2 separate regions of the Homo sapiens genome follow, and region 2 is linked to region 1. A link is an interaction called in ENCODE POLR2A ChIA-PET data of the cell type or tissue named here. Cell type or tissue: GM12878. All regions are shown on one strand. Each heading gives the region's core, and the rest is flanking DNA. Links, peaks and the distances in the headings are about the cores only. Region 1 has its middle 57 kb from the start of SPRY2. Region 2 has its middle 94 kb from the start of SPRY2.

Region 1 (16,415 bases), core at 3,156-11,155:
CAAAATAAAAAAGAAGAAAAATAAAGAAAAAATAAAAGAGAATGAACAAAACCCCCCAAGAAATATAGGATTATATAAAGAGGCCAAATCTATGAATCACTGAAATCCCTGAAAGGGAGGGGGAGAAAGCAAACAACTTGAAAAACTTATTTCAGGATATTGTCCAAGAAAACTTCCCAAACCTTGCTAGAGAGGACAATAGTGAAATTCAGAAGATAGAGAACTCCTACAAAATTCTATACAAGAAGATCAGCCCCAAGACATACAATCATCAGATTTTCCAAGGTTGAAATGAAAGAGTGTTAAAGGTAGCTAGAGAGAACAGGCAGGTGACCTACAAAGGGAACTCCAATCAGGCTAACAGCTGACCTCTCAGCTGAAACCCTACAAGCCAGAAGAGATTAGTGATCTATATTCAACATTCTTAAATTAAAAAAATCTTCAACCAAGAATTTCATATTCAGCCAAAAAACTTTTTAAAGGAGAAATAAGATCCTTTTCAGATTAGTAAATGTTGAGGGAGTTTGTTACCACCAGACCTGCCTTACAGGAGATCTTGAAAGAAGCACTATATATAGAAAGGAAAAACTGCTACCAGCTAATACAAAAACACACTTAAATACACAGACCAGTGATACTATAAAGCAACCACACAAACAAGCCAGAATAATAACCAGCTAATAACACAATGACAGGATCAAATCCACACATATTAAGACTAACCTTGAATGTAAATCAGCTAAAGGCTCCACTTAAGAGGCATAAAATGGCAAGCTCTGTAAAAGGCAAGACCCGGCTGGGCATGGTGGCTCACATCTGTAATCCCAGCACTTTGGGAGATCAAGGTGGGTGGATTGCCTGAGGTCAGGAGTTCAAGACCAGCCTGGCCAATATGGTGAAACCCCGTTTCTATTAAAAGTACAAAAATTAGCTAGGCATGGTGGCGGGTACCTGTAATCCCAGCTACTCGGGAGGCTGAGGCAGGAGAATTGCTTGAACCCGGGAGGTGGATGTTGCAGTGAGCCGAGATTGCACCACTGCACTCCAGCCTGGGCAACAAGAGCAAAACTCCATCTCAAAAAAATAAAAATACAAAAGCAAGACTCAATGGTATGCTGTCTTCAAGAGGCCCATATAACACGTAATGACACCCATAGGCTCAAAGGAATGGAAGAAAATCTATCAAGCAAATGGAAAACAGAAAATAAGCAGGGGTTGCAATCCTAATTTCAGACAAAACAGACTTTAAACCAGCAAAGGTCAACACACAAAGACATTACATAATGATTATGGATTCAATAGGAAGACCTAACTGTCCTAAGTATCTATGCATGAAACACAGGAGCGCCTAGATTCATAAAGCAAGTTCTTAGAGACCTACAAAGAGACATAGACTACCACACAATAATAGTGGGAGACCTCAACACTCCACTAACAGTATTACACAGATCATCAAGGCAGAAAATGAACAAAGATATTCAGGATTTGAACTCAACATTAGATCAAATGGATCTGATAGACCTCTACAGAATTCCCCACCTCAAAACAACAGAATATACATTCTTCTCATTGCCACATGCTCTAAAACCAACCACATAATTGTACATAAAACAATTCTCAACAAATGTAAAATAACCAAAATCATATCAAATGCATGGCTCAGACCACAGCACAATAAAAATGTAAGTCAGGAGACTATGAAAATTGCTCAAAACCATGAAATTACATGGAAATTAAACAACATGCTCCTGAATGACTTTTAGGTAAATGATGAAATTAAGGCAGAATTCAAGAAGTTATTTGAAATGAATGAGAACAAAGATACAACATACCAGACTCTCTGGGACACAGCTAAGGCAGTGTTAAGAGGGAAATTCATAGCACTAAATACCCACATCAAAAAGTTAGAAAGACCTCAAATTAACAACCTAACATTGAAACTGAAAGAATTCAAGAAGCAAGAGCAAATCAACCCCAAAGCTAGCAGAAGACAAGAAATAACCAAAATCAGAGCTGAACTGAAGGAAATTGGGATGCTAAAAACCATTTGAAAGATCAACAAATCCATCAGTTGGTTTTTTGGAAAAATTAATAAGATAGGCCACTAACTAGATTAATAAAGAAAAGAGAAGATTCAAATAAACACAATTAGAAATGATAAAGGGAATGTTACCACTGACCCCACAGAAATAAAAATAACCATCAGAAACTACTACAAACACCTCTATGCACATAAACTAGAAACCCTAGAAGGGATGGATAAATTCCTAGACACATACACCCTCTCAAGACTGAACCAGGAAGAAATTGATTCCCTAAACAGACCAATAACGAGCTCCAAAATGGAATTAGTAATAAATAGCCTACCAACCAAAAAAGAAAGCCTAGGACCTGATAAATTCATAGCCAAATTCTACTGGATGCACAAAGATATGGTATCATTCCTACTAAAACTATTCTGAATAATTGAGAAGGGACTCCTCCCCAACTCATTCTATGAGCCCAGCATCATCCTAGTACTGAAACCTGGCAGAGACACAACAAAAAAAGAAAACTTTAGGCCAATATCTTTGGTGAACATCAATGCAAAAATCCTCAAAAAAATACTTGCAACCCAAATCCAGCAGCACATCAAAAAGTTAATCCACCATGATCAAGTAGACTTCATCCCTGGGATTCGAGATTGGTTCGACATATGCAAATCAATACATGTGATTCATCACATAAGCAAAACTAAAGACAAAAATCATATGATTATCTCAAATGACACAGAAAAGGCTTTCAATAAAATTGAACACCCTTTATGTTAAAAATTCTCAACAAACTAAGTACTGAAGGAATATACATTAAAATATGAACAGCCATCTGTAACAAACTCACAGCCAACTTTATACTGAGCGGGCAAAGGCTAGAAACATTTTCCTTGAAAACCGACACAAGAAAAGGATGCCCTCTCTTACTACTTCTATTTAGCATAGTATTAGAAATCCTAGCCAGAGCCATCATGCAACAAAAAGAAAAGGCATCCAAACAGGGAGAGGAAGTCAAACTATCTCTGTTTGCAGACGACATGATTCTATATCTAGAAAACCCCATACTCTTGGCCCAAAAGCTCCTTCAGCTAGCTGGTAAACAACTTCAGCAAAGTTTCAGGACACAAAATTAATGTACAAAAATCACTGGCATTCCTACTGTAGCTAAGCCAAGATGCAAATCAGGAGAACAATCCCATTCACAATTGCCACAAAAAGAATAAAATACCTAGGACTACAGCTAACCAGGGAGGTAAAAGAACTCTATAATGAGAATTAAACACTCCTGAAAGAAATCAGAGAAGAAACAAAGGAAAAATCATCCCGTGCTCATGGATAGGAAAAAATCAATATCATTAAAACGGCCATCCTGCCCTAAGTAATGTACATATTTTCAATGCTATTCCTATCAAATTACCAATGACATTCTTCACAGAACTAGAAAAAACTACTATAAATTCATATGGAACAAAAAAGAGCCCAGATAGCCAAGGCAATCCTATGCAAAATGAACAAAGTGGGAGGCACCACATTGCTTGACTTCCAACTAAACTACAGGACTATAGTAACCAGAACAGCATATTGTTGTTACAAAAACAGGCACATAGACCAATGGAACAGAATAGAGAGCCCAGAAATAAAGCCACATGCCTACAACCATTTGATCTTCAACAAAGTTGACAAAAAGAAGCAATAAGGAAAAGACTCCCTATTTAACCAATGGTGCTGGGATAACGGGCTAGCCATATGCAGAAGTTTGAAGCTGGACCCCACCTTACACTATATAGAAAAATAAACTCAAATATAGATGAAGGACTTAAATGTAAAACCCAAATGTACAAAAACCCTGGAAGACAATCTAGGCAATCATGACAAAGCCACCAAAAGCAATAGCAACAAAAGCAAAAATTGACAAATGGGATCTAATTAAACTTAGGAGCTTCTTCACAGCAAAAGAAATTATCAACAGAGTAAATAGCAACCCACAGAATGGGAGAAAATTTTTGCAAACTATGCATCTGACAAAGGTCTAATACCCAGCACCTGTAATGAATGTAAACAAATTTACAAGAGAAAAACAACCCCATTAAAAAGTGGGTCAAGAACATGAACAGACACTTTTCAAAAGACATACATGCAGCTGACAAGCATATGAAAAAAAAGCTCAATATCACTGATTATTAGAGAAGTGCAAATCAAAACCACAACAAGATACCATCTCACACCAGTCAGAATGGCTATTAAAAAGTAAAAAAAAAAAAAAAATAGCAGATGCTGGTGAGATGGCAAAGAAAAGAGAACACTTATACACTGTTGATGGGAGCGTAAATTAGTTCAACCATTGTGGAAAGCAGTATGGTGATTCCTCAAAAAACTAAAAGCAGAACTACCATTCAACCCAGCAATCCCATTACAGGGTATATACCCAGAGGAATATAAATCATTCTACCATAAAGACACTTGCATGTGTATGTTCATTGCAGCACTATTCACAACAGCAAAGACATGGAATCAACCTAAATGCCCATCAATGGCAGATTGGATAAACAAAATGTGATACATATACACCACAGAATACTATGCAGCCACAGGAAAGGACGAGATCATGTCTTTTGCACAAACATGAATGGAGCTGGAAGCTATTATCCTTAGCAAACTAATAAAGGAGCAGAAAATCAAATACCACATGTTCTCACTTATAAGTGGGAGCTAAATGATGAGAACTCATGAACACAAAGAAGGGAACAACAGACATTGGGGTCTACTTGAGGGTGGAGGGTGGGAGGAGGGAGAAGAATGGAAAAGATAACTATTGGGTGCTGGGCATAATACCCGGGTGATGAAATAATCTGTACAACAAACCCCTGTGACATGAGTTCACCTATGTAACAAACCTTCACATGTAAACTAAACCTAAAATAAAAGTTTAAAAATTTAAATTTTAAAAAATTTTTGAAAAATTAAAGAAGAAAAGACAGCAAACTTACCATAAATGTGATGTGAGCTCTGACTGCTGTGCTGACTAGCCTCCTTACTCCCTAAGAAACAGTAATATTAAAATTAAGCCAATTAATAAGCTGGCAATGACCTTTAAGTGTTCAAGTGAAAAAAAGTTTCACATCTCTTTTTTAAAGTTAAAAGCTACTAGTAGTTAAGCTTATTGCGGAAAGTATGTCAAAAGCAGGAATAGGCCAAAAACTAAACCTTTGCAACAACCACTTAGTCAAGTTGTGAGTGCAAAGGAAAAGTTATTGAAGGAAACTAAAAATACTACTCCAGTAAACACATGAATGATAAGAAAGTGAAACAGCCATATCGTTGATATGAAGAAAGCTTTAGTGATCTGAATGGAAGATCAAACCAGCCACAACATTCTCTTATGCCAAAGCCTAATCCAGAGCAAGGCCCTAACTTACTTCAATTTCATAAAAGTGAGAGGTGTGAGAACGCTGCAGAAGAAAAGCTGGAAGCTAGCAGAGGTTGGTTCGTGAGGTTAAAGTAAAAGAAGCCATCTCCATAACATAAAAGTGCTAGGTGGAGCAGCAAACGTTGATGTAGGAGCTACAGCAAGTTATCCAGAAGATGTAGCTAAGATAATTGATGAAGGTGGCTACATTAAAAAAGAGAATTTATATGTAGATGAAACAGCCTTATAGTGGAAGATGATGCCATCTAGGATTTATATCACTAGAGAGGGGAAGTCAATGTCTGGCTTCAAAGTTTCAAAGCACAGGCTGATTCTCTTGCTAGGGACTAATGCAGCTGGTGACTAAACTGAAGCCAATGCTTGTTTACCATTCTGAAAATCCTACAGCCCTTTAGAACTAAGCTGAATCTATTCTACCTATGCTCTATAAATGAGATAACAAAGCCTGGATGACAGAACACGTGTTCACAGCATGGTTTAATGAATAGTGTAAGCCAAATATTGACACTTACTGCTCAAAAAAAAAAAAAAAAAAAAAGATTCTTTTCAAAATATTATGGCTCATCAACAGTGTATCTGGTCCCCCAAGAACTCTGATGAATATGTACAAGGAGATTAATGTTATTTTCATACCTGCTAACACAACATCTACTGCGGTTTGCCATGGTTACCACGGGACTGAATGAAGGCAGACAAATGCAGAAATGAAAACTTAAAAGAAACAGTTTAAAGAAAGGGGCTAGGGGAAGAAGAGGGATCCCTGCTTCTAGTGAGCAAAGGCAGCCACCCTGAGCTTCTACAGCCCTTTTATTTATTGAGTAGAAAGAGCAGGGAGGAGGAGGTAACGATTGGTCAGCTGCTTAATTGATCACAGGTTCACATTATTGCTAACAGGCTTCAGATGTGCCTAATCACAAGCAACACTTGTGCTTGGGGCGTGACTGCCCTCAGCATTCCTTGTGGGTGGCAGACACCGTTTGTCAGTTTGCCAACAACCTGTAAGAACAGTTTGCTCTTTACTCACATAGCCTCCAGTGGTATACTGAGTTGGTCACAACGCTCATTCTTGCGGTCTCCAACATCTCTCCCTTTGTGTTTTTAAATTAATTGAGAAAGGTAATTGCAAAATGTGCAGGCTTCAATTGCTGGTTCGTTCTGTCTTTGCATTCAGCTCGTACTGGGGGAACCAGGCCCACAGTTGGGTTGCATGGGTCCCTCCAGTCTCCTATTCCATGGTCGTACACACCTTAAGGGCACCCATAGAGTTTGTTCATCTCCTGCAAAAACACAAGCGTACCCTCATCCCCACATTAGCAAATTAATTGAAAAAAGGCAAAGGCTTTTGAGGCTGTAGCTGGGGGCATGCTGTTGCTGATGCATCTGCTCCACAAGCTGCAATTCAGCTTCTTCCTCTTTGGTTAACCACGCGGTAAAACTTTCCATTGATAATGAGAGGCAGGCTCTTTCTGATTAACAGAAGGCACAGAGAAAACAAAGAAAACAAATCAAAGCTTATTTTTCTCGTGCAACACTATAGCAAAAAAAAAAAAAAAAAAAAAAAAATCCTCACGATCTATTACCATGAGAGATCAGCCTCTTGCTTCTGCATCCATAAGCCCACAAAACTCTTCTTCAATTTGCACTGCACAAGTGGGTCTACTAGATGCTATGGGTTGTGATAGATAAATTTCCTGTGTAGTTGTACTTCCAAATCCCTTGATTCTCTCCTTTCTCCTTTTGTGGAGAAGGGTGCAATTTACAGGGAATAAGCAACAGTTGAGCAATATATTCTCCCTGGTTCAAAAACCCAAAGATCTTGTGACACCACCACCACCACCTGAATTTCTCCTTCCCAATCAAAATCAACTCCTGGGACTACAGTAATGCCCAGTAAGTTAAGATGACTTTTACCCAAAATTAATCCCATGTATCCTATTGGCAAAGGTCCCCAAATACCAGTGGGAATCTTAGTGAGTTTGTTTCCTCCAATTAACGTAACCCGTTCTCTGACTGGGAGATCTAATCCCGCGCTTCCAGGTGTTCCCGGGGAGAGGGAATCGACGTGCCTCCAGAAACTCACCCCTGAAACGGAGTTGTGGCCTGGAGGAGGAGTGCCCTCATTGTTTGAGGTGCCCCGGTCCAGGCCCCCTTCTTGTTTCCCTACAGGGGGGTGCCATTTTGATGAAATTTTGAGTGGCATTGATTAGCCCAGTGATTTCCTTTATTGCAACAAGGGCAAAATCCTGGCTTTTTTTTCTGTTAGGAGGGGACTGTGTTATAAGATCCCTTCTGCCCAGAGGTCTGACGGCATTCTTTTTTTAAAATGTCCAATTTTTCTACACTTATAACATTTTCCCACTTTAAGGCTTGACCCTTGGCTCCTTTTAGATCTGTCAACTATCAAATTAGTCATTATTGAGCCAATATTGTAGAGTAATGAAGCTCAGTTCCCACATCTTGACAAGCTCTGAGAAAACCTCCCAAGATTTTTGTACATCTCACAGGTGCCAGTGCATGTTTACAATCCATGTTTGCACTCTCAAAAGTTAAAGTTAGGCTTTCTGTAGCCACAAAAGAAGACAGTACAAACCAATTTTCATCCTCCCTCTCCTGTTCACTACCCTCAATAGGTGCTGTAGGTGGATCAAAAAATTCTCTCAAACCCTGAAATAATGACAAAGACAGTACAAACCAAACTCCAAACAAAAAAGAGAAAAGAAATAGCCAAGTTCTTCCCCATGTTACCCTGATTCAAAAACTTCCCATTCTCTATACCTCTTTAGGGCACTGACCAGTACCTCTTTAGAGCAGTGACCTTATATTGCAGCTGGCAGACTTGTAATGGGGTTTCTGGTTCATCTGGGTTTACTACTTCTGCTCCAGCAGACCTTCTTCGTTCATGTCCCTATAGGACCCTATCTGTCCCTGTTTGTCCCTATCTGTCCCTGCAAGTCTCTGCTAGTCTCTACTAATCTCTATCTGTCCCCACGGTCTCTGTTTGGGTGCCACTTGCTGCAGTTTGCCATGGTTTGCCACAGTTACCATGGGACTGAATGAAGGAGGACGAACACAGAAATGAAAACTTAAAAGAAACTGTTTTAAAGAAAGGGGCCAGGGGAAGAAGAGGGATCCCTGCTTCTAGTGAGCAAAGGCGGCCTCCCTGAGCTTCTACAGCCCTTTGTATTTATTGGGTAGAAAGAGCAGGGAGGAGGAGGTAACAATTGGTCAGCTGCTTAATTGATCACAGGTTCACATTATTGCCAACAGGCTTCAGCTATGCCTAATCACAGGAAACACTTGTGCTTGAGGTGTGACTGCCCTCAGCATTCCTTCTGGGTGGCAGACGTAGTTTGCCAAGTTTGCCAACAACCTGCTTTCATGAGAACAGTTTGCTGTTTACTCATGTAGCCTCCAGTGGTATACTGGGTTGGTCATGACCCTCATTCTTTCAGTCTCCAACAAACATCCATTCTGCAGCCCATGGATCAAAAAGTCATTTTGACTCTCAAATATTATTATTTAAGAGATACATTTTGTAAGGCCATAGCTGCCATAGATAGTGATTCTTCCGATAGATTTGGGCAAAGTAAATTGAAACCCTTATAGAAAGGATTCACCATTCTAGATGCCATCAAGAACATTGATGATTCATGGGAGGAGGTCCAAATATCAGCATTAACAGAAGTTTGAAATAAATTGATCCCAATCCTCATGGATGACTTTGAGAGGCTCATGACTTTAGTGGAGGAAGTAACTGCAAATGTGGTGGAAGTAGCAAGAGAACTAGAATTAGAAGTACAGCCTGAAGGTGTGATAGAATTGCTGCAATCTTCAAAGAAAGTGATTTCTCCTTCTCCTTCTCCTTCGCCTTCTCCTTCTTTCTTCTTGTTCTCCTTTTTCTTATTATTCTTCTCGGTAGAGACAGGAGTCTCACTATGTTGCCTATGCTAATCTCAAACTCCTGGCCTGAAGCAATTCTCCCACCTCAGCTACTCAAAGCACTGGGATTACACTGCGCCTGACCTAGAAATTGGTTTTTTGAGATGGAATCTACTTCTCATGAACATACTGTGCACATTGTTGAAATAACAACAAAGGATTTAGACTATTTCATAAACTTAGCTGATAAAGCAGTGTCAGGGTTTGAGAGGACTGACTCCAGTTTTGAAAGAAGTTCTACTGTGAGTAAAACACTATCACATAGCTTTGCTTCAGAGAATTCTTCCATGAAAGGAAGAGTGAATTGATGTGGCAAACCTTATTGTTGTCTTATTTTAAGAAATTTCCACAGCCACCCCAACCTTCAACATCACCACTCTGATCAGTCAGCAGTCATCAACATTGAGGCAAGACCCTCCACAAGCACAAAGATTACACCTTACTCAGATGATATTTAACATTTGTTTAGCAATAAAGTATTTTTAAGTTAAGGTATGTGCATTTTTAGGCATAAGACTATTGCACACAATAGACTACAGTATAATGTAAACATACTTTTATTTGCACCAGAAACCAAAAAATTAGTATGATATTTTATTGTGATATTAATGTTTTTGAGATGGTGTAGAATCAAACCTGCGGCATCACCAAGGTATGCTTCTATAGTCAACACTACTGCATTTTACACTTTGAAATTTCTTAAAAGGGTATATGTTACGTTAAGTGTTCTTGCCACAGTAAAATAAAATTAATAAAGTGGAAAAAATCTCTGGCATTATACCCTTGAAACTGATGAAATAATACATTGTTATAATTTTTTTTTTTTTTTGAGACGGAGTCTCGCTCTGTCACCCAGGCTGGAGTGCAGTGGCACAATCTCGGCTCACTGCAAGTTCCGCCTCCCGGGTTCACACCATTCTCCTGCCTCAGCCTCCTGAGTAGCTGGGACTACAGGCGCCTGCCACCATGCCTGGCTAATTTTTTGTATTTTTAGTAGAGACGGGTTTCACCGTGTTAGCCAGGATGGTCTCAATCTCTTGACCTCGTGATCCACCTGCCTCAGCCTCCCAAAGTGCTGGGATTACAGGCATGAGCCACCACGCCCGGCCCATTGTTATAATTTTAAAAAAATAAAATAAAATAAATATATGAGAAAAACAACTATAGACTAATATCTTTAATGAACACAGAAGCACAAATTCCAATCAAAATTTTAGACGATTTAATACAACAATATTTGTACAAACTTTCTATTGCTTTTGCAACAAATTACCAAAGAATTATAGACTTAAAAAACACAAATTTATCTTATATTCCTGGAGGTAAGAATTCTGAGATCTGTTTCACTGTGCTAAATTCAAAATATTCACAGAGTTAATTTTTCTTGAAGATTCTAAGGAGAGAATCCATTCACCTATCTTTTTTTAGCTTCTAGTGGCTGCCAATATTCTTTAACTTGTGGCATCTTCCTCCATCTTCAAAGTGCATCACTCCAATACTCTGCTTCCATAATCACATCACCCTCTTCTCTGTGTAACCAAATCTCCTTCTGCTCTTTTCTTATAAAGGCACTTGTGGTTACTTTTGTTGTTCATCTGGATATCCTCCCTAGTGTCATCTCAAGATCCTTAGCATAATCACTTTTGCAAAGTACCTTTTGCCGTATAACATTTGCAGGTTCTGGAGATGAGGAAGTGGATATTTCGGGGGGCCATTTTTCAACCTATCAGTCTGCCTTCTGGCTACCAAAGATTCACATTCACCCTACATGCAAAATGCATTTAATGCATCCCAGCCTCCCCAAGTGTCTCCACCTATTAAAACATCAGTTCAAGACCAAAGTCTCATCTAAATATTATCAGTTCAAGGAGGTAGAGAATAGAATGATAGTTACCAGAGGCTGAGAATGGTATGGGATGGGAGGGCATGAAGAAAGGTTGGTTAGCAGATATAGAGGTACAGTTAGATAGAAAGAATAAGTTCTAGTGTTCAATAGCATAGTAGAGTAACTATACAATATATGATACACAACAGTATATTGTATATTTCAAAATAGCTAGAAAAGATTTGAAATATTCCCAACACAAACAAAATGATACATATTCAAAGTAATAGATACCCTAAATACCATGATTTGATGATTGCACATTCCATGCATGCATCAAAATATCACATGTATTGCTTACATATGTACAAACACTATGTATCAATAAAAAACAATAAGTAAATAATATCATCAGCTCAGATATCCCAAATCTCATCATCTAAGTCATATAAATTAGGTATAAATCACGCTTTAGGTATGTTCCATCCTAAAGCATAATTCTCCTCCATCTGTGTACCCATAACACTGAAAAACAAAGTGTAGGATTGAATACAACAATATTTGTATAAACTTTCTATTGCTTTTGCAACAAATTACCAAAAATTTATAGACTTAAAAAAACACAAATTTATCTTATATTCCTGGAGATCAGAATTCTGAGATCTGTTTCACTGTGCTAAAGTCAAAATACTTGAAACAGGCATGGGATAATAGTTATGGGCATTTCTATTCCAATTGGAGAAAAAAAAAAAAAAAGCAGAAGAAATAAAGGGGTCAGCAACCCCAAGCAAATTTGAAATCCAACTGAGCAAACTCTATTAGACTTCAAGGTTATCTTTTTGGGTCTCAAGCCTCCATCCTCTGAACGCTTCTTTTTTTTCATAAATGGTAGTATGTGCTTGCAGCTGAATAACTTTATCAGCCTGTTTCCTACCTGTAAAATTTTGGAATTACAACAGCATTCTTTTATTTCCTCTTCCCTCTGTCCCTTTCAGTAAAAGCTTACAGAGTTTCTGCTGATATATCATTCTTAAAAACTTTGTGGTTCTCCTATGTATGTATTAGAATCCATATGTCACTTGACTAATCTTTTCAAAGAGACTTCTGTGTGACTGAATACTTTAATCTTGCAATACTTCTGAGGCACTTGCAAAAAGTTGTCCACTCACTCTCTTGGATTGCTCTCAAGAGCACTCTTTTCTGACAGTGAATCTTTTCATTTTGGCATCTTTTGCAATCTGGATAGACTGAAAATTTTCCAAATTATCAAGTCTTAGTTGCTTTTTGCCTTAATAATTCTTTCCTCAATTTATCTCTTTCCCCTCCCATTTGACTATAAGCAGCAAAAAGAAAAGAAAACACATCATATCTTAACCCTTTGCTTTGAAATTTCCTCAGCTAAATATCCAAGTTAATCATTTACAAGATTTTTACACATAACCTCAAGACATAATTTAGCTAAGCTTTCTATCACTATATAACAAAGATATTTATCCAGTTTCCAAAACATGTTCCTTATTTCCTTATGAGCTTCACCAAGAATCTTTAACATTTATATTTCCACTTACAGTCTGTTCAAAGCAATGCAGGCTTTTTCTATTATGTACCTTAAAATTCTTCCAGACTGTACCCATTATCCAATTCAAATGCCACATCTACATTTTTGGTGATCTGTTACAGTCGCATCTCACTTCTAGACGCCCAAAATATGTATGAGTTTCCTATTGCTGTTAAAATAAATCACCACAAACTTAGTGACTTAAAACAATACAAATCTATTCCCTTACACTTTTGGAGGTCAGAAGTCTGAAATCGGTTTAACTGAATTAAAGTCAAAGTGTCAGCAGTGCTAATTCCTTCTGGAGGCTCAAGGGAAAAATCCATTTTTATATTTATTTATTTATTTATTTTTGCTTTTTTCAGTTTCTAGAGGCTACCTATATTCCTTGACTTGTGGTCCCTTCCTCCATCTTCAAAACATAACCCTCTTATCTCTGTTTCCAGTATCACATCACCTTTTCTCTGTAGTATATCTTCTCTCTGCCTTCCTTTTATGAAAACACTGATGAGTACCTGTATGGCCCACACAGATAATCCAGAATAATCTCCCCATCCCAGTATCCTTAATTTGTGCACATCTACGAAGTCCCTTTTGACATGTAAGTAACATTGACAGGTTCTGGGATTTCGGACTTTGTTATTTTGGAGTTCTACTATTCAGCCTACCACAGTATATTAAGAGAATAATACATCATGCCTAAGTAATGTTTATCCTAGACATGCAAATTTGTTTTAATATTCAAATACAAACCAACAGAATTCACTACATTAACAACAATAACAAAAAAAACCATGATTGCCTCAATAGATGCACAAAAAAGTGACAATATCAATATCCATTTGATTTTTAAGAAAATCTCAGCAAACTAGGAATAGAAGATTACTTCCTCAGCATGATAAAAACCATCTACCAAAAATATAGACAACATTATAATTGAGTTAAAAAATGCATATTTTCAACCTAAGATGAGAAACAAAGCAAGGATTTTTATTCTCATCATTTTTATTCAACATTTTCTGAGGGCTCTGGCCAGTGCCAAAAGGAAGGAAGGAAGGAAGGAAGGAAGGAGAAGGGGAAGGGGAAGGAAAGAAAGAGAGAAAGAAGGAAAGAGGGAGAGGAAGGGAAGGGAGTGAGGGAAGAAGGAAGGAAGGAAGGAAGGAAGGAGCTGGGTAAAAAGAAGGGGAAGTATCTTTATTCACAAGTGACTTGATTATCCATGATAAAAATAAGATGAAATATACAAAAAGGTATTCAAACTAATAAATTTCTTTAGCACAGTTGCATGATACAAGATCAATAAATAAAGATCAACTATATGTTTATATCATTGCTTAAACAATTAGAAATTTAAATTTTTTTATTTTTTAATTAATTTTTTTTTTGAGATGGAATATCGCTCTGTCTCCCACGCTAGAGTGCAATGGTGCAATCTCGGCTCACTGCAACCTCTGCCTTTCGAGTTCAAGCGATTCTCCTGCTTCAACCTCCAGAGTAGCTAGGAATACAAGTATGTGCCACCACACCCAGCTAATTTTTGTATTTTTAGTAGAGATGGGGTTTCACCATGTTGGCCAGGCTGGTCTTGAACTCCTGACCTCAAGAGATCTGCCTGCCTCAGCCTCCCAAAGTGCTGGGATTACAAGCATGAGCCATCGCACCCAGCCATAAATTTAAACTTTAAACAGTATCATTTGAAATAGCATAAAAAATACAAAGTACTTAAGCATAAATCTGATCCAACAATTTGTAAGACCCATACGCTGAAAATTCTAAAAGACTGATGAAAGAAAGTAATGACCTAAAGAAATGAAGAGATATATCTCTTCATTATTGAACTTCTCTTCAAAAATGAACATCTTAATACTGAGTCTCTGACTAATGAAGAGATATATCTCTTCATTAGTCAGAGACTCAGTATTAAGATGTTCATTTTTTCCAAATTGATCAATAGGTTATACATAAATCTTCTCAAGATTTCAGAAGGCTTTTTTTTGAAGAAATTGACACATTGATTATAAAATTTATATGAAAATTAAAAGGACATTTTATAGCCAAAACAAATTTGTAAAAGAAAAATAGAGTTCGATGGCTAATACTATCAGATTTCAAGATTTATTAAAAAGCTATAATATGGTCTGGGCACGGTGGCTCAGGCCTGTAATCCCAGCACTTTGGGAGGCCGAGGCGGGCAGATCATGAGGTCAAGAGATTGAGACCATCCTGGCCAACGTGGTGAAATCCCGGCTCTACTAAAAATACAAAAATTAGCTGGGTCTGGTGGCACATGCCTGTAGTCCTAGCTACTCAGGAGGCTGAGGAAGGAGAATCGCTTGAACCTGGTAGGCGGAGGTTGCAGTGAGTCGAGATCGCGCTACTGCACTCCAGCCTGGAGACAGAGCAAGACTCCATCTCAAAGAAAAAAAAAACCTACAATATGAAGCTGCTAATGTGTTAGTGTAAAGATAAACAAGTATATTAAAAGAACAGAATAGGAAATTCAGAAATAGATCCACCCTTATATTGACAACTGATTTTTGACAATCAGAAGTGCAAAGACAATTTAATGTAAAAAGGATAGTCTTTATAATAAATAATGCTAGAATTGGATATTCATATGCAAAAATATGAATTTCACTTGCAATATGAAATTAACTCAAAGTGGATAATTTACCTAAATATGAAATCTACAACTATGAAACTTCTATAAAAATATATAATAAAAATCTTTGTGACCCTGGATTAGGCAAAGGTTTAGCTATGACACCAAAAGCATAATTTATTAAGGAAAAAATTGATGAACTTCATCAAAATCAAAATCTACTTTTTAAAAGATGCTGTTAAAAGAATAAATAATTCACAGGCTACAGGAAAATATTGGCAAGGTATATTTCTATTAAAGAACTTGTATCTAGAATACAAAAAAAAACTCTTAAAACTCAATAATAAGAAAGCAATCCGATAAAGAAATGAACAAAAGATTTGAACACACTCCTCACCCACAAAGATATACACATGACCAATAAGCACATGAAAAGACATCCAATAGTCATTAGAGAAATGAAAATTCAAACCACAAAGAGACACCACCATACACCTATTCAATTGACTAAAATTAAGTAGGCAGACAATACTAAGTGTTGACAAGGATGTGGAACAATTGAAACTCTCATACAAGGCTAGTGGGAATATAAAATTATACATCACTTTGAAAATCAGTTGGACTGTTTCTTAAATGTAAATCATACACTAAAGCTGTCTGAAAAACTGACAAGCAAAAAATGGAAGAGAATTTATTCTCTCACATAATTGCAAAATCTAGATCAATTACACTTCAGGCACTTCTGAATCCAGGTGCTCAGGATTCAAGTTACTGTTTCTATCTCTTGCTTTGTTTTCCTCTGAGATAACTTCAGTCTTATACAGTTTCTCTCTATATGATGAATTCCAGCAGTGCTTGGTTTACATTCTACCAGCTTAGCAACTCCAGCAAAAAGAGCTTCTCTTTTCCAATGGTTCTAGAGAATATCCTGGAATTGGTCTCATTAGTCTGGCTTACTTTGTATGCATATTTCTTAGCCAGGGGAATACAAATTCCTTAGCCAAGGGAATACAAATTCCTTAGCCAGGGGA
Region 2 (16,415 bases), core at 3,389-11,388, 150 kb after region 1:
TTCAGGAAGGAGAGGTATTTTATAAATTTGACATGGTATCTAAGTGGCTGTATCACTAGCACTGAATTAGTTAATTCACTGAAACAGCTAGACTTTAAATAATTGATTTATTTTCTTATTCTTGAAGAGACTGCTTACATTAAATAGTTACTTTGGCATCATGTATAGTTTAAAATAAAACACATCGTTGCATCAGAAAGCATGCAACCTTTTATTACAGGTGTCACGTGTGTGTTAGTACTGATGACCTCAGTTCTCTCTTGCTTTCTACTCTCTGATCTTCATCTAGTCACCTTTCGCACTTTCTTTTTTTTAATTAATTTATTTTTTAATTATACTTTAAGTTCTAGGGTACATGTGCACAATGTGCAGGTTTGTTACATATGTATACATGTGCCATGTTGGTGTGCTGCACCCATTAACTCGTCATTTACATTAGGTATATCTCCTAATGCTATACCTCCCCCCTCCCACCACCCCAAGACAGTCCCTGGTGTGTGATGTTCCCCACCCTGTGTCCAGGTGTTCTCACTGTTCAATTCCCACCTGTGAGTGAGAACATGTGGTGTTTGGTTTCCTGTCCTTGCGATAGTTTGCTTAGAATGATGGTTTCCAGCTTCATCCATGTCCCTACAAAGGACATGAACTCACCCTTTTTATGCCTGCATAGTATTTCATGGTGTATATGTGCCACATTTTCTTAATCCAGTCTATCATTGATGGACATTTGGGTTGGTTCCAAGTCTTTGCTATTGTGAATAGTGTCACAATAAACATATGTGTGCATGTGTCTTTATAGCAGCATGATTTATAATCCTTTGGGTATATACCCAGTAATGGGATGGCTGGGTCAAATGGTATTTCTAGAAACTACCATCAGAGTGAACAGGCAACCTACAAAATGGGAGAAAATTTTTACAATCTACCCATCTGACAAAGGGCTAATATCCAGAATCTACAAAGAACTTAAACAAATTTACAAGAAAAAATCAAACAACCCCATCAAAAAGTGGGCAAAGGATATGAACAGACACTTCTCAAAAGAAGACATTTATGCATCCAACAGACACATGAAAAAATGATCATCACTGGCCATCAGAGAAATGCAAATCAAAACCACAATGAGATGCCATCTCACACCAGTTCAATGGCGATCATTAAAAAGTCAGGAAACAACAGGTGCTGGAGAGGATGTGGAGAAATAGGAACACTTTTACACTGTTGGTGGGAGTGTAAACTAGTTCAACCATTGTGGAAGACAGTGTGGCAATTCCTCAAGGACCTTTCTCAGTTTCTGTACTAAGAGAGGGAGAAACTGATCCCTGTCCTACATGGAGCACAGGGTTGTGTGACAATGGAGTGAGATAACAGGCCTCTATGAAGATGTCAGTATTATAGAAACAGGAAATGTATACAGAAATAGTATGCCCTTGATGCAGCTTCTCAGTCTAAGTAACTCATGAGTGTATCTTATGAGATTAATATTCTTTCCAATGTTATATGAAGGGGCCAAAGGTGACTATCTTGAAAGTGTTTTATAATTATTCACCTATTTTGACTCATAAAAATGATAATTTCATAGAATGCAGGCTAAATCTTCAGAGTTTTTAATAGTAAGCAAGAGAAGATACTTGATATCCTAGAATCAACTGAGTTTTCCCACCATAGCCAATAAGAATACTTATATTGAGCTCGAAATGGGAAGCTTCCATGTTTACTTTCTGTATTGAGAGATGACCTGCCCCAATTCTTGACCCTGATTCTGTAAAATTCCATTTTGGGGCTCAATGTTTATCAAAGGAAGATGGAAAAATCAAAGAAGAAAAAGGTAAAAAGCATTAACAACATCAGCCAAAGGTATCTCTCTCTCTCTTTTTCTCCCTTCCTTAGCTCATCACCTCCTTTCATTCATTTTTTAAAATAAACAGACAAATTAGGGTTATGCTATTCCAGACTAAGAAGAGCAAGTTGGAAGAAATAATTGGTGCATCAGTCAGGAAAAGCTCAGTTATGTTGCAGCAACAAACAACTCCAAAATCTCAGTGACTCAACACTTTTTTTTTCCCCAAATTTACTCTAGTTGTTTCACATGTGGGCTTTACTGTTGGTTATTCTGGTACTTAGGATCATGAAAATGCCATCTTGATAAGTCTTTCCACAATCATCAAGGCATTGGGAAGGGGATGTTGAGAATCACACAGAAATATGTCAGTTTTTTTCAAGGAAATGACAGACACCACTTCTCCACATATTTCTGTGGCCAAACAGGTAACTTGTTTGTTCCCAGCTTACCATGTGCCTAGAGGGAGAAGCATCAGAATATTTGTGGACATCTCTAGTGACTACCATTAATGTTTGAGGAAGGAACAAGAAATAATAAAAGCCCTTACCTCATAGATTATTGTGAAAATTTGTATAACACTTAAGCCTACAGTAAGCTCTATTATATGAATTAAAATTAAAAAAATAATCAATTTATATGATAATTATTTTTAGAGAACTAATAACTTATATGGAGACAATGTTCGGCTAATATAGCCTCTGGAAGGCTTATGTAAAATTTTCATATTTTATTTATGTCATTCTATTTCCAGCTTATATCCATATTTATAAAATTGTTGCTATCTCTATTCCATTTTCAAATTTAAGAAATCATTGCCTTCCTTTCTTTGATGAAAATAGAGCTTGGAGAAGAAATATCAATTCTGCCATTCTGAGAACACACACACATACAAATTCAAAATGTTTATATAAATTATATATAATATATATTTATATATAAAACATATAAAATAAATATAAAATTATATATATATATATAGAGAGAGAGAGAGAGAGAGAGAGAGCCAAATATTTTGTAGATGGAATGTTAACTCTTCTTGTAAAAGACCATAAATAAAGCTGGGTACAGTGGCTCATGCCTGTAATCCCAGCACTTTGGGAGGCCGAGGCAGGTGGATCACCTGAGGTTAGGAGTTCAAGTCCAGCTTGGCCAACATAGTGAAACCCTGTCTCTACTAAAAATACAAAATTAGCCGGGTGTGGTGGTACATGACTGTAATCTCAGCTACTCAGGAGGCTGAGGCAGGAGAATTGCTTGAACCTGGGAGGCGGAGGTTGCAGTGAGCTGAGATCACGCCATTGCACTCTGGCCTGGGCAACAAGAGCAAAACTCCATCTCAAAAATAAATAAATAAATAAATAGGTGGCTGGGCGCGGTGGCTCATGCCTGTAATCCCAGCACTTTGGGAGGCTGAGGTGGGCGGATCACGAGGTCAGGAGATCGAGACCATCCTGGCTAACACGGTGAAGCCCCATCTCTACTAAAAATACAAAAAAATTAGCCGGGTGTGGTGGCGGGCACCTGTAGTCCCAGCTGCTGGGGAGGCTGAGGCAGGAGAATGGTGTGAACCTGGGAGGCAGAGCTTGCAGTGAGCCGAGATCACGCCACTGCACTCCAGCCTGGGCGACAGAGTGAGACTCCATCTCAAAAAATAAATAAACAAATAAACAAATAAATAATATTTATACAATATAAACAAAATAACTGTACTTTGTTGTAGTCAACCAAGCTACTTTGGCTTTTGAAAAACCACTCCATCAAATACTTCACAATGAATTATGTAGATAGCAAAAAAGCCATCTCTTTTGTGTGTTAACACAGATATACCTCTGAAAAACTTTTTAAAGAGACAATTAAATTAAGAACTGCTCAGTATTAGATGGCGGGATGAAGTCCTCTACACAAAGAAAGCATCTTTGGAGGCAAAATACACTTGTGCAATGAGTTTCATCCATGTCGACAATACCAATCTTGATAAAGTCAAAAAAGGCAGGTTTTTCACAATGCATTTCTTTTGGACTGAATTATCTCAATGATTGTCTTAACTTTCCTCTTCACTTGAGGAGCTCTTTCTAAAGCAAAGTTGTGGTTTGGCAAGTAGCCAATCATTTGGACAGTAAAGTAGACAATCGAAGCCATTACAGTGCTTAGGCTAGCTGGAAATTTGTAGGCCTGGCTGGAATGATGCCAGTGAAGAACTGCAAAACTTCAATGCACCTGCAACTGATGAGTTGGATTGCTCCACCTTGTGCCTATTCTGTGCTATCCTTCTAGTGAGATTCTTTATCCCAGGGTGTGCTAACCTGATGCACGTGAGATGTAATGTGGTCACAGGATATTCAAATGCTAGGAAAGATTATTGTTTTTCTAAATCATTTGAAACATGGAAGGGGATTCAAACATATAAATAGTAATTTGTAAAACCAAGTTTGAAAATAATAATTTTTCTAGATGCAAGATCAAAGATAAATATAACCAGATGTAGAAAACCAGTAAGTATCTGAGGCTAATAGAATTTTCTGAGGGGAAAAATTGTTTTCTCGGGAAGTAAACATTATTTCAGGTATTTTTTCCCAGAACTTTAAGAAGTTTATAGTAATGTGTTTCATTCCCAGAAATTAATGAAACTAAATTATACAATTCCCAGAAAATATGGTTTAAAAGTTGCCTTTATAGAAATAAAATACTCTATTAGCAACTATTACCAAGAGAATTCATTGCCTTGAGTGAAGAAGAAAACTGAAGTTCACAAACTTTGGAATCTAGATTTGTGATTTTCAGCTAAGAAGAATTAAATATTTCTTAATGCCCATTTGGAGAGGCTAATTCAAAAATTAACTTTTTAAAAGTAAGAATTCTTTTTTTTTTTTTTGCCATGCTGGGTTCTTAAATTATGGTAGGATTGAAAAATAAGAACAGACATCACTTTACGGATACAATTTTTTATTACTAAAAATGAATGGACTAAATCTGATTTAAATTCTTTCACAAGAGTGTCCTTTGAAAGATGCACATACAGCTGCTATTGGCCTGTAAGAAGCTTCCCTTTCAGAGAAATTTTATTGCCCTCGAGATGGCGAGTTTTTTTAAAATAATCTTTTTATTTCTTTCTTGCAATTGAAGATGCAAGTCAACAAGTTCCTTCATTATGACCTAATACACAGATTTTTACAAAAAGCAGATGTTCTGGGTTTAAATTCAAATCATATTGTTAAGAAGCATCCTTTATCTCAGTTTTTTTTCCTTGTCCTCTCTCCGCCCTTTATTCTATTTTCAATTCCTTTATTATTCATAGATCCTTTCATGGATTTCCATTCTTCAGAATATGATGGTCTTCCAATGTGAAACCACTTAAGTCTATCCGTCTAATGGAAATGTTTTTTTTCCAGCGGTTAAGAAGGACATTGCTCTTGACATGACAGTCTAAATTTCCTCTCTCATTCTTTCGTCTAGCTTTCATTTTCTCACTGTCCACGTTTTCCCCCACATGCCATTTTATGATTTACTTTCATAATAACATTGCCAATATTATAATACTTGTTATTTATATGGTGTTTTACAGTTTCATAAAGGACTTTCATTTCTTTGATTTATTTATTACGTTTTGCTTCATCTAAATCTATTTGTCAAAACATTTTTTATGTGGAAAATGAGTCATAAATGAGGCATATATTATTGTAGACCATCTATTGCCAGTAATGGTTTTCTTTTAACTACTTTTAGAATTACATTAATCCTGAAGGTTAAATCATTTCTGAAGTATATTAATCCTGGAATTTAAAGCTATAAAGCATTAACTGCTGTTATAATTTTTCATCTCAAAGTTACCTTAGAGAATGACAGTATTTTTTTTCCCTACAGAGTGACTGTTAAAGATATTACCAGTTTCAGTTTGGAAGAATCATGCCAAAATGTTAGCTACTTTAAAAGACAGATATCTCTTGGAAATATTTCTGGCTATGCATATGTGATGGTCACACATTGAATCTATTTTAAACCTAGTGCTGAAATTATGAATGTAACATTGACATTTTTTATCCCAACAAGATAATTATCTTCTTACTGTTAAACAGTAATATCTCCATAAGGAAAACTAAATATTTATTTTAAAAAATTTCTTATGAAAGCAAATTACTGTAGTTCAATTTTCATTGTGAGGTAGGACAAAGTGAATTGGAGGTTATCCATAATCATGAACACAGCTTGTGATATTTCAGAGTTCTTTTATTTTACTGAAATTTGAGGAGAACATTTTTATAGCTGAATTCATTATGCTGAAGTCTTTCTTTAGACGCCCACTATCAGAGCTAGCAGGAGATGAAATTACACATGATGATATGTTGACCTTTGGACAGTACTTTTTAAAACATCAGTTTTCTGAGCATTTTCTTTTATTTTACCCTCATAACAATTTTGTGAAGTAGGTGCTGTGTAAGAATTATTCCAGCCGGGCGCAGTGGCTCACGCTTGTAATCTCAGCACTTTGGGAGGCCGAGGTGGACAGATCATCTAGGTCAGGGGTTTGAGACCAGCCTGGCCAACAGGGTGAAACCGTATCTCTACTAAAAATACAAAAATTAGTCCGGCATGGTGGCGGGCACCTGTAGTCCCAGCTACTCGGGAGGCTGAGGCATGAGAATTGCTTGAACCTGGGAGGCAGAGGTTGCAGTGAGCCGAGATTGCATCATTGCACTCCAGCCTGGGCAACAAGAGAGAAACTCTGTCTCAAAAATAAATAAATAAATAATAGAATTATTCCTAACCTTAGCACATTAAAACATTTATTATCACCCAATTTCTGAGAGTCAAAAATCTGGAAGTAGCTTACCCAGTTGGTTCTGAGTTAGGGTCGGGGTAGCAGTCAAAATATCAGCTAGGGTTGCAGTCATCTCAAGACTTGACTGGGCAGAAGGATCTGCTTCCAAGTTCACTAGCGTTACTGACAGACTTCACTTCATTGTCTGTTGGCCAGAGACTTCCATTTCTTGCCATATGGCTTCCCTATTGACTGATTCAATGTCATTGTCAACTGGGTGGCCCCAGCTCTGTGTGTGTGTGTGTGTGTGTGTGTGTGTGTGTGTGTGTGTGTGTATGAAAGAGAGAGAGAGAGGAGAGGAGTCTCAGAAAAAAGTCACAGTCTTTTTTATAACCTAATGTCAGAAGTGACATATTATTACTTCTACTGTATGCTATTGAATACATGGGCCAACCTGGTGCAGTGTGAGAGAGGACTATATAAGGATGTGAATACCAAATGGTAAAAATCACTGGAACCATCTGGGAGGCCACCACAATAAATGATCAGACATTATAAAGATAACTGAGAACTTGGAAAACAACTGACTTGCTATAGATCTTAGCCACACTTTTGTAGCTTTAATTGTGGCAGTAAATTTTCCACTATACCAGAATCTCTTGCTCTTCACAAGTTTTTTCTATAATCATTGCTTCCTACATTATGATAAAAGTGTATAAGTTTTAAAAAGGTAAGCTACTGAATTTCATGAGGTTTTTTTTGTTTGTTTTGTTTTTTGTTTTTGTTTTGTTTTTTTGAAATTTATGACTGGCTAGTTTTTCAGGTGAAGAAAAGGAGGCCCACTGCAAATGTACCATTCCTGCCAACTGTACATTGAACTATGGCATTATTTAAAGAATGTGGTACCTCCCGCATGATGTCTGTATGTTCCCCAGTCTTGTCTTATATATCAGCCAAACCAGGAATTATGAGATGAAGAGTTGTGATTGCACAGCCCTTTCATTTCATGGGTGTAGAAATTTAGAAAAGTTATATGAGAGAGCCATGTGAATGTTGTGTTAGAGCTTACATTTGGTTAAGGTTTTAATTGACAAACCAGTAGATGAAAAAATATCTGATAATTATTCAGGAAAATTTTCAAATTGTTGTCAAGCTATTTTAAAAAGACTCACATAAATAGGAACTTAATCAAACTAATCATCTATTATTTTATATCGTAGGACTCAATAAACTGTTTTATTCATTGTACTGCCTACTAATTAGTGTTTATAACTCTTATTCATGTCATCCATGGTTTTCTGGAATTGAATTTTTACCTCTCTCAATAACTCCCATTCCTCAATACCTGTAATCCAGATTCGATGATTCCTAACATTGAGAGTATTTGTACATATCTGTATTTCTTGCTTCTTTGATGCATGCATTTACTCATCAGATAGATGCAAAGCAAAAATAATATGCCAAGCATAGGGCTAGATGATAGGAGAAAATGTGAAGAGGGTAAACAAGTTTTTGCCTCCAGTGGGCTTCTTAGTTTCTCTGTGGAAGAAGTTCCTAAAGAAATAATTGTAAAAGAAAAAAACTTATTAAATTTACAATTGCTAAAAATGGTATGAAAGAGGAAGATCGAGTGTTGCAATATTATATAGAAGGGGGTTCTCATCTTATGTGTGTGGGAAGAGGAAAGTTAACCAAGTCTTCCCTGAGAGGGTTTTAATTGTTTCAGACTTACATGAGGCTTGGCATAGTTAGATGCACAAGTATGTTTAAGATATTTTTGGCCGGGCGTGGTGGCTCACGCTTGTAATCCCAGCACTTTGGGAGGCCGAGGCAGGCAGATCACGAGGTCAGGAGATCGAGACCATTCTGGCTAACACGGTGAAACCCCGCCTCTACTAAAAATAGAAAAAAATTAGCCGGGCATGGTGGCAGGCACCTGTAGTCCCAGCTACTCGGGAGGCTGAGGCAGGAGAATGGTGTGAACCCGGGAGGCGGAGCTTGCAGTGAGCCGAGATGGCGCCACTACACTCCAGCCTGGGCGACAGAGCGAGACTCTGTCTCAAAAAAAAAAAAAAAAGAAAAGAAAAAAGATATTTTATGATATGCAGTTAATTCAAGGGGGAATTTCTATAGTCAAGTGCAGGGTTAAAGATACTATGTTGCTACCTTTGAACATGATTGTAAATGTTATAAGCTTTTACAAAATAAGTGAACATGAAGCATGAAATTAAGCATAGAATGAAAGATAACTTTGTATGCTTTTTAACATTAATGTACATATTCATACATTTAACAAACTTTTATTAAGCAGTGTGTCATGGTAACAAGGGAATGAGCCTTGGAATCAGAAAGATTTGGGTCTACTCTCTGCTATGGCATTAACATTTTGGGAAAGACCCTGAGTCTTATTGAGACTTAGTATATTCATCTGTAAAATAGGGACAGTGATACATAGTTTGAGAGCTATTGAGATACAGATTGAGCATCCCTAATCTGAAAATCTGAAATCCAAAATGCTCCAAAGTCCTACATGATGCCACATGTGGAAGATCCCCCACATGACTTCTTGTGATGAGTCACAGCCAAATGCAATCAAAACTTCATTTCATGCACATAATTATTCAAAAATATCGTATAAAGCGGCCAGGTGCGGTGGCTCACGCCTGCAATCCCAGCACTTTGGGAGGCTGAGGCGGGTGGATTACCAGGCCAAGAGATCGAGACCATCCTGGCCAACATGGTGAAACCCCGTCTCTACTAAAAATACAAAAATTAGCTGGCTGTGGTGACACATGCCTCTAGTCCCAGCTACTCGGGAGGCTGAGGTAGGAGAATCACTTGAACCCAGGAGGCGGAGGTTGCAGTGAGCCGAGATCACATCATTGCAGTCCAGCCTGGGCGACAAGAGCGAAACTCCATCTAAAAAAAAAAAAAGAAATCGTATAAAGTTACTTTCCTCCTATAAGGCATATGTCAAACATAAATAAGTTTCATATTTAGATTTGGGTCCCATCCCCAAGATGTCTCATGATATGTATGCAAATATCCCAAAATCTTAAAAAATCCAAAATCTGAAACAATTCTGATCCCAAGCGTTTTGGATATGGGATACTCAACCTCTAATGCAGACGAAGCATTTATCAACATCTGGGACATTGCTGGTCTTCAATACATGGTAGCTATCATTATCATCATCGTTATTATTGTTATTTTTATTTGCTAGGGTTAAAAATAAACCAGATTAGTCTGAGTTGGAGTAATTGTTTTGTAATTCAATTGCGGAAATACTATTAAAGTTTCAATATCTTAATGCAGAGCTCTGGAACTACATTTATAATTATTATCTGAGACTACTTGACTACTGTGTGTCCTTTGGAGAATGTTGTAATATATTCTAATTCAATAATTAGAGGTATTGAAGAACCATGGGCTGCTCATAAAAGAACAGGAAATGACTAAATAGCCTTGATTTTGGTAACTTGTATTTATGGTTATTCTAATGTATGTAATTAGAAACTACTTAGTGAAACCTGGAGTGGTGGGAATTGATGGTGGGGGGAGGGAATGGGGGCTAAGAGGACGTTTATTGTCAGCCCTGCTGATGATCTTAGCCTTCATCCTGTTGGTGACAGAGAGGCAATGAAAGTTTGTAAGCAGAGGTGTGAAGTGGGCAGATCTGTGTTTGACTACGTGCTTGGAGGAAGGGGTGGAAGATGAACTGAATGGGAAGTGGAGAAGCCAGTTAAAGGGGCACTAATAGGTCATGCGAATATTTCTGAGGAACTGAACTGGTTACAGTTGTAAAGCAATTGACTAATAAAACGGAGAAATGGTGATAGCCCAAAAAAAGGTGGAGTTAACATAAATCTTTAGGAGGTAAAATTGGCAGGGGTTTTTGTTGAATTGGATGGAGTAAATGTAGGAGTAGTTTTCAAGGAAATTGATGACTCAGAGGTAGAGAAAAGTATTGAGAGAAAGGCAAGGGCGTATTTGAAATAAATAAAAAAAAATTCCAAGGATAAAAATCAACCAGACTTGGTAATTAAGTGGATGGGTGGAGGTGAGTAAAAGAACTCATGAATTACTCCAGGAAGATGCCACCTTTTGAGCAACGGAGCATAGCCGAGAAATGTTATTTAGAGGAGAAGTTTATAATGTTTGTTTTAATTCAATTTGTTGACTTTGAAATGCTTATGGGCTATCCAGGTCTAGGTGGTTATAACAGGTAATAACTAGGTGGTTATAACTAGATAATGTGTGTCTGTCCTGCAGACATAAGTCTGGGAGATATAAACAGATATATGACTGCTGACCTCAGGAGTGGAGGACATGTCTTAGAAAGCACGGATCCAGTGACAAAGCAGTGTTTCCCTTAACTTCTCCTTTGTCTTTTCTCATAAGTCTGTTCACCAACAACCATTTTCAAATATGTCTTATTTATTACATAATTCCATGCCAAGATCCTGATTCAGGTTCTTATCTCCCTCTTCCCGAGAGCCTCCAGACAATTGTATCTGCCCCCAGTTTCCTCCTCTAGCACCACCAAAATTTTCTTTCTGTGAGAAAAATCTGACCCATAAATAATCATCTGATTTGGTGATTAAAGACAGATAATGCCTCTTCACTGCTTACCATGTAGATAGCTGACTTTGTAACATCAAATACAATGGGAGTCATCTCAAATTACACCTTCCCGTGTGCCCAAGTCCTTACCAAATTTACCACTATCTCCTACACACGTCATGTCTTTTAATGCTTCTACATCTTTGTTCAAGCTGTTGGCATTCACTAAAATATCCCTCTCCACCTTGTTTGTAGGATGAGCTACTACTCAGACTTCAAATACCACTCTGATGCCATCTGTGTTCTGAAACATTCTCTGACTCCTGAATTCTCATCCCAGTCTCAATTCAACACTGTGTGTGTGTGTGTGTACACACACATCTACTTACGTGTTCACATTTGTTCACATGTTTGTGAACCCTTTAAAAATAATTACATTGTTATGTGTATCCCTTTATTCCATGGCTGATACATAAAAAACATCTAATAATTACTTATTCAATTGAATATGGCAGAAACCAACTCAGTAAAATTCTGTGGATGGGGGTATGAAAATAAATGCTAAATTAGCTATTTGATAGCTATGAGGAGAACAATTTAGACAAGGTCTGATTATTAGAGGTCCATACGGAAATGTTAATCCTTTCCCAAGTACCAAGAATCATGAGAGAAATAGCCCCTGCAATGGTCTAAAGAAAAAGGAGGTAAACTAGAAAGGAGGCCAGTTAAAAACACCTTTATTACTGAGTGAAGTTGGGCCAAGTGAAATTAATTGATGTGAGACTGTGAAATTATACTTCATCTGTTTGTTATCCACAGTTACATCACACTTCATCACTCACCATAAAGATGAGCCATTGCACCTACATGAATTTTAAACGTAATTGAAACTGAAGTTGTAACTGGTGATTTATAATATTAACCATTTCTTGAAATATCTCTTAAACAGCATCAGCCATTTTTAATTTTTTTATAAACTGGATAGAAGAAAAATTTTTTCTTATTAATTTAGAAACATCATAAGGATGAAACTTAATATAAGTTTACATATATGTGTACTTACATACACACATAATTTTACAGAAAATGAAAACCAAATAGAAGAACAGAAACTTAATCTTTACAAAGTTACTTTCATCATTTCTGTGGTTATAAATTGTACATATTCACTGTAGAAAAATTAGAAATTATGCACAGTCATGCATCACTTAACAATGAGAATATGTTTTGATAAATCCTTTGTTAGGTGATTTAATCATTGTGGGAACATCATAGAGTGTCCCTACACAAACCTATATGGCATAGCCTGCAAGACACCCAGGCTGTGTGCTATAGCCTATTGCTCCTAGGGTATAAACCTGTACAGCATGTTATTGTACTGAAGGGTATAGGCAATTGTAATGCAATGGTAAGTATTTGTGTATCTAAAGATGGAAAAGATACCATAAAATATGCTATAAAAGATAAAAACTGCTACACCTGTGTAGGGCACTTACCATGAATGGAATTTGAAGGACTGGCACTTGTTCTGGGTGAGTGAGTGAGTAGTGAGTGACTGTGAGGGTCTAGGACATTATGTACACTATTGTAGATTTTATAAACACTGTACACTCAGGCTACACTAAATTTATTTAAAAATATTTTCCTTTCTTCAATAATAAATTAACTTTATCATACTGTAATATTTTTACTTTATAAACTTTATAAAGTAAAAGTTTGTAAAGTTTATACAGTTAAATTTTTTAACTTTTTAACTCTTTGATGCTAACACTTAGATTAAAACACACACATTGCACAGCTGTACAAAAATAGTTTTAGTCTTTATATACTTATGCTATAGGCTTTTTTCTATTTTTAAATTATTTTATTTTATTTTTTAAACATTTGTGTTAAAAACTAAGACACAAACATGCCTTAGCCTAGGCTACACAGGGTCAGGATCATCAATATCACTGTCTTCCACCTTCACATCTTGATCCACTGGAGGATCTTCAGGGGCAATAACATACATGTAACTGTCATCTCTTGTGATGATGAAGACTTCTTCTGGAATATCTCCTGCGGGACCTGCCTGAGGCTATTTTACAGTTAATTATTTTATAGGTAGAAGGAGAACACTCTAAAATAATGATTAGGCTGGGCATGGTGGCTCATGCCTGTAATCCCAGCACTTTGGGAGGCTGAGGCGGGCAGATCACCTGAGGTTGGAAGTTTGAGACCAGCCTGACCAACATGGAGAAACCCCGTCTCTACTAAAAATACAAAATTAGCCAGGCGTGGTGGCACATGCCTGTAATCCCAACTACTCGGGAGGCTGAGAAGGGAGAATCGCTTGAACCCGGGAGGTGGAGGTTTCAGTGAGCTGAGATGGCACCATTGCACTCCAGCCTGGGCACAAAAGCAAAACTCCGTCTCAAAAGAATAATAATAATAATAATAATAATAATAATGATTAACAGTATAGTATAGCAAATACATAGACTAGAAACAGTCATTTATTATCATTTCAAGTATTATGTATTGTACATAGTTATATGAGCTATACTTTTATACTACTGGGAGTGCGATGGGTTTGTTTATACCAGCACTATTTTATTTTATTTTGTTTTTGAGACAGAGTCTCTCTGTTGCCCAGGCTGGAGTGCAGTGGCGCAATCTCGGCTCACTGCAAGCTCCGCCTCCTGGGTTCACGCCATTCTCCTGCCTCAGCCTCCCGAGTAGCTGGAACTACAGGCACCCACCACCACGCCTGGCTAATTTTTTGTATTTTTAGTAGAGACGGGGTTTCACCGTGTTAGCCAGGATGGTGTCGGTCTCCTGACCTCGTGATCTGCCCGCCTCGGCCTCCCAAAGTGCTGGGATTACAAGCGTGAGCCACATCACTCGGCCTATACCAGCATTAACACAATGTTGTGCTACCATGTTGCGAGCCATGGGAAGGAGAGAAGAGAAGGAGAGAAGAGCTGCGGCCCCTCAGGGATCCCAGACCTAGAAGCTCTCTTACCCAGGGCTGTGACACCCTCTTTGGGGCTCTGTAGCTCCTGGCTTCTCCAGGCTTCCAGGCGCCACTGCGTTTCCCTATGCCAGCCGTGGAAGCTGCTTGTGGTACGCCTGGTCCAGCCACAGCGTTGCAGAGAGCAGGTGCCCATACCAGCGCCTGGAGCTGCCTGGCTGTGCTCAGTGGCTGGACCCCATGCTCACTCACTCACAAGTCCCTCACCACTCCGCACCTGGCTCACCCTTGGCAGGTGTGGTTTCTAGGCCAGTAGTGTGAGCCCAGTTCGGCCTGTCAGGCTGAGTGGATGAAACGGGCCCAGCGGGCCCTAGCAAAACTCAGGCAAAGGAGCCACTGGCCAAGGAGGTTTCCGGCTGGAAAAGTGACACCTCTAGGATCCTGTGACATTATGGAACTACTACCATATATGGGATACATTGTTGACCAAAATGTTATGTGACACATGACTGTATATGTTTAAAGAAAATGAAAACAACCCCAAATTTTGCCAACTAGGGTAAGTGACAATTATAAACATATCTTGGAATTAACTTTACATGGACATGTTTATGTATTTTTAATAACAAGGATCCCATCATATATGTAATTTTGTATTTTACTTTTAAAATTAGCTATTACAATGTATGTGATATCAGTAAATATTCTTACAGACACCCAATTTTAATAGCTGTGAAATATTTAAACATGCTGTCCTCTCGAAATATATTTATTTATTTGTTTTTAAGCCACTCATCATCTTTATTTCCTGGAATTAAAAAGTTTTAATTGACATATTAATAGTTGTACATAGTTTGGGGTACACGTGAAATTTGGATACATGTATACAATGTGTGATGATCAAATGAGGTTAATTAGGGTATCTATTACCACAAACATTCATTTTTTTCTTTGTGTTGAGAACATTAAAATTCTTCTTTTGTAGTTACTTTGAAATACACAATACAAATACAAAAATTAGCTGGGTTTGGTGGTGCACGCCTGTAATCCCAGCTACTCGGGAGACTGAGGCAGGCTTGAACCCGGGAGGCAGAGGCTGCAGTGAGCTGAGATCATGCTACTGCACTCCAGCCTGGGCGACAGAGTGAGACTCTTGTCTCAAAAAAAAAAAAAGAATTCTCCCTTCTTCCTCCAACTTCAGTACTCAGTTGCTCCAATAGTCCATGTTATTTCAAGTCTTTATGTCTTTGTTCATGTAATGTCCTCTGATTACAGTGCTTTTTTCTCCAGTCTAACCTGCCTAGCAAATTCTTAATCTTCATTCAAGACTCAAGTTAGAGGCTACCCCCTAAATAAACCTCCGATCCAAACTCCTTGACCACTTTTTTCTCTTTGACCCATCTGTACATGGCCACATTTTTATCATACCATCTATAGCATGTCATGATGCTTATTTACAGGGATTATATGTCGCTACTAGAAAGTAAGCTTTGTGGTGGTAAGATTAAAATAACACCTAGCACAGTGTCCAGTACAATGTAATAAGAAAAACTAACATCTATTTTACATTTAGTATGTACCTGGTGGTTCAAAGTGTTTTATATGTTTTATTTCAGACCATCTAATTCTCAAAGAATCCCAACAGAAATGTATCATTAATATCACTCTTGACAGATGAGGAAGTGGAGATACAGGGAGTTGAAGTAAGTTGCCTGAGGTTGCTAGTAAGTGGTGGTGACTTCACAATGCAAAACCAGAAAAACTAGCCCCAAATTCCAGTTTTTAAGTACTCTTTCCCTTCATATTGCCTTTCTGAGTAGGCACTTAAAAATATTTGCAAGATGAATTAATGTATTACTTTCCAGGCAGGTTGTCTTTGATTGCTTTCTCCAGCTTCTGAAAATATTAATCCGCTTCTCCTTAGCAAAATGTGCAATCTTTGCACATTTGCAGTCACACTTAAATCTTGAGTTTCCAACCTATTTCTGTTTGCCAAAAAACTTTTTTTCTTCCACCCTTCTTTAATATTTCTATTTTTTTGTTTTCCCCCTCTTTCTCTCTTTTGTATTTCTGTGATGTCTTAGAGAATACTTTTACACTCTGTTGTTTGCTTACCCAGAAGTGGCCTGTCCTAGGTTCTTGTTCTGGCTATCTTTCCTTTCTTCCCCCATCTCACTCTGTGCCTGGGATGCTGACCTCCCTGAACTCCACCAGCAGACTTTCATGCCCTCTGGCTTCTGGCTGTGTTCCACCAACAGGAGGCACCAGGAAGAAATTAGGGGGTGGAAGGAGAGTGATAC

Evidence for each region. ChIA-PET counts read pairs that join two places held together with the same protein. Peaks named below come from ENCODE experiments on the same cell type or tissue, not always from the same donor. Only the 100,000 strongest peaks of a DNase experiment are listed, where the experiment ranks them.
Region 2: POLR2A ChIA-PET joins it to region 1 with 5 read pairs; 2 of 35 experiments call an interaction of 5 or more read pairs at or near these places.

The regions. Positions count from the first base shown.
Region 1 is chr13:80,390,043-80,406,457 of GRCh38, reverse strand. No RefSeq gene overlaps it. Among named protein-coding and RNA genes, the nearest start is that of SPRY2, 57 kb to the right of the region's middle. In GM12878, for the core only: no CTCF peak of the experiment used is centred there; DNase peaks (open chromatin) are centred at 5,177, 6,128, 6,537 and 6,867.
Region 2 is chr13:80,239,205-80,255,619 of GRCh38, reverse strand. No RefSeq gene overlaps it. Among named protein-coding and RNA genes, the nearest start is that of SPRY2, 94 kb to the left of the region's middle. In GM12878, for the core only: no CTCF peak of the experiment used is centred there; no DNase peak of the experiment used is centred there.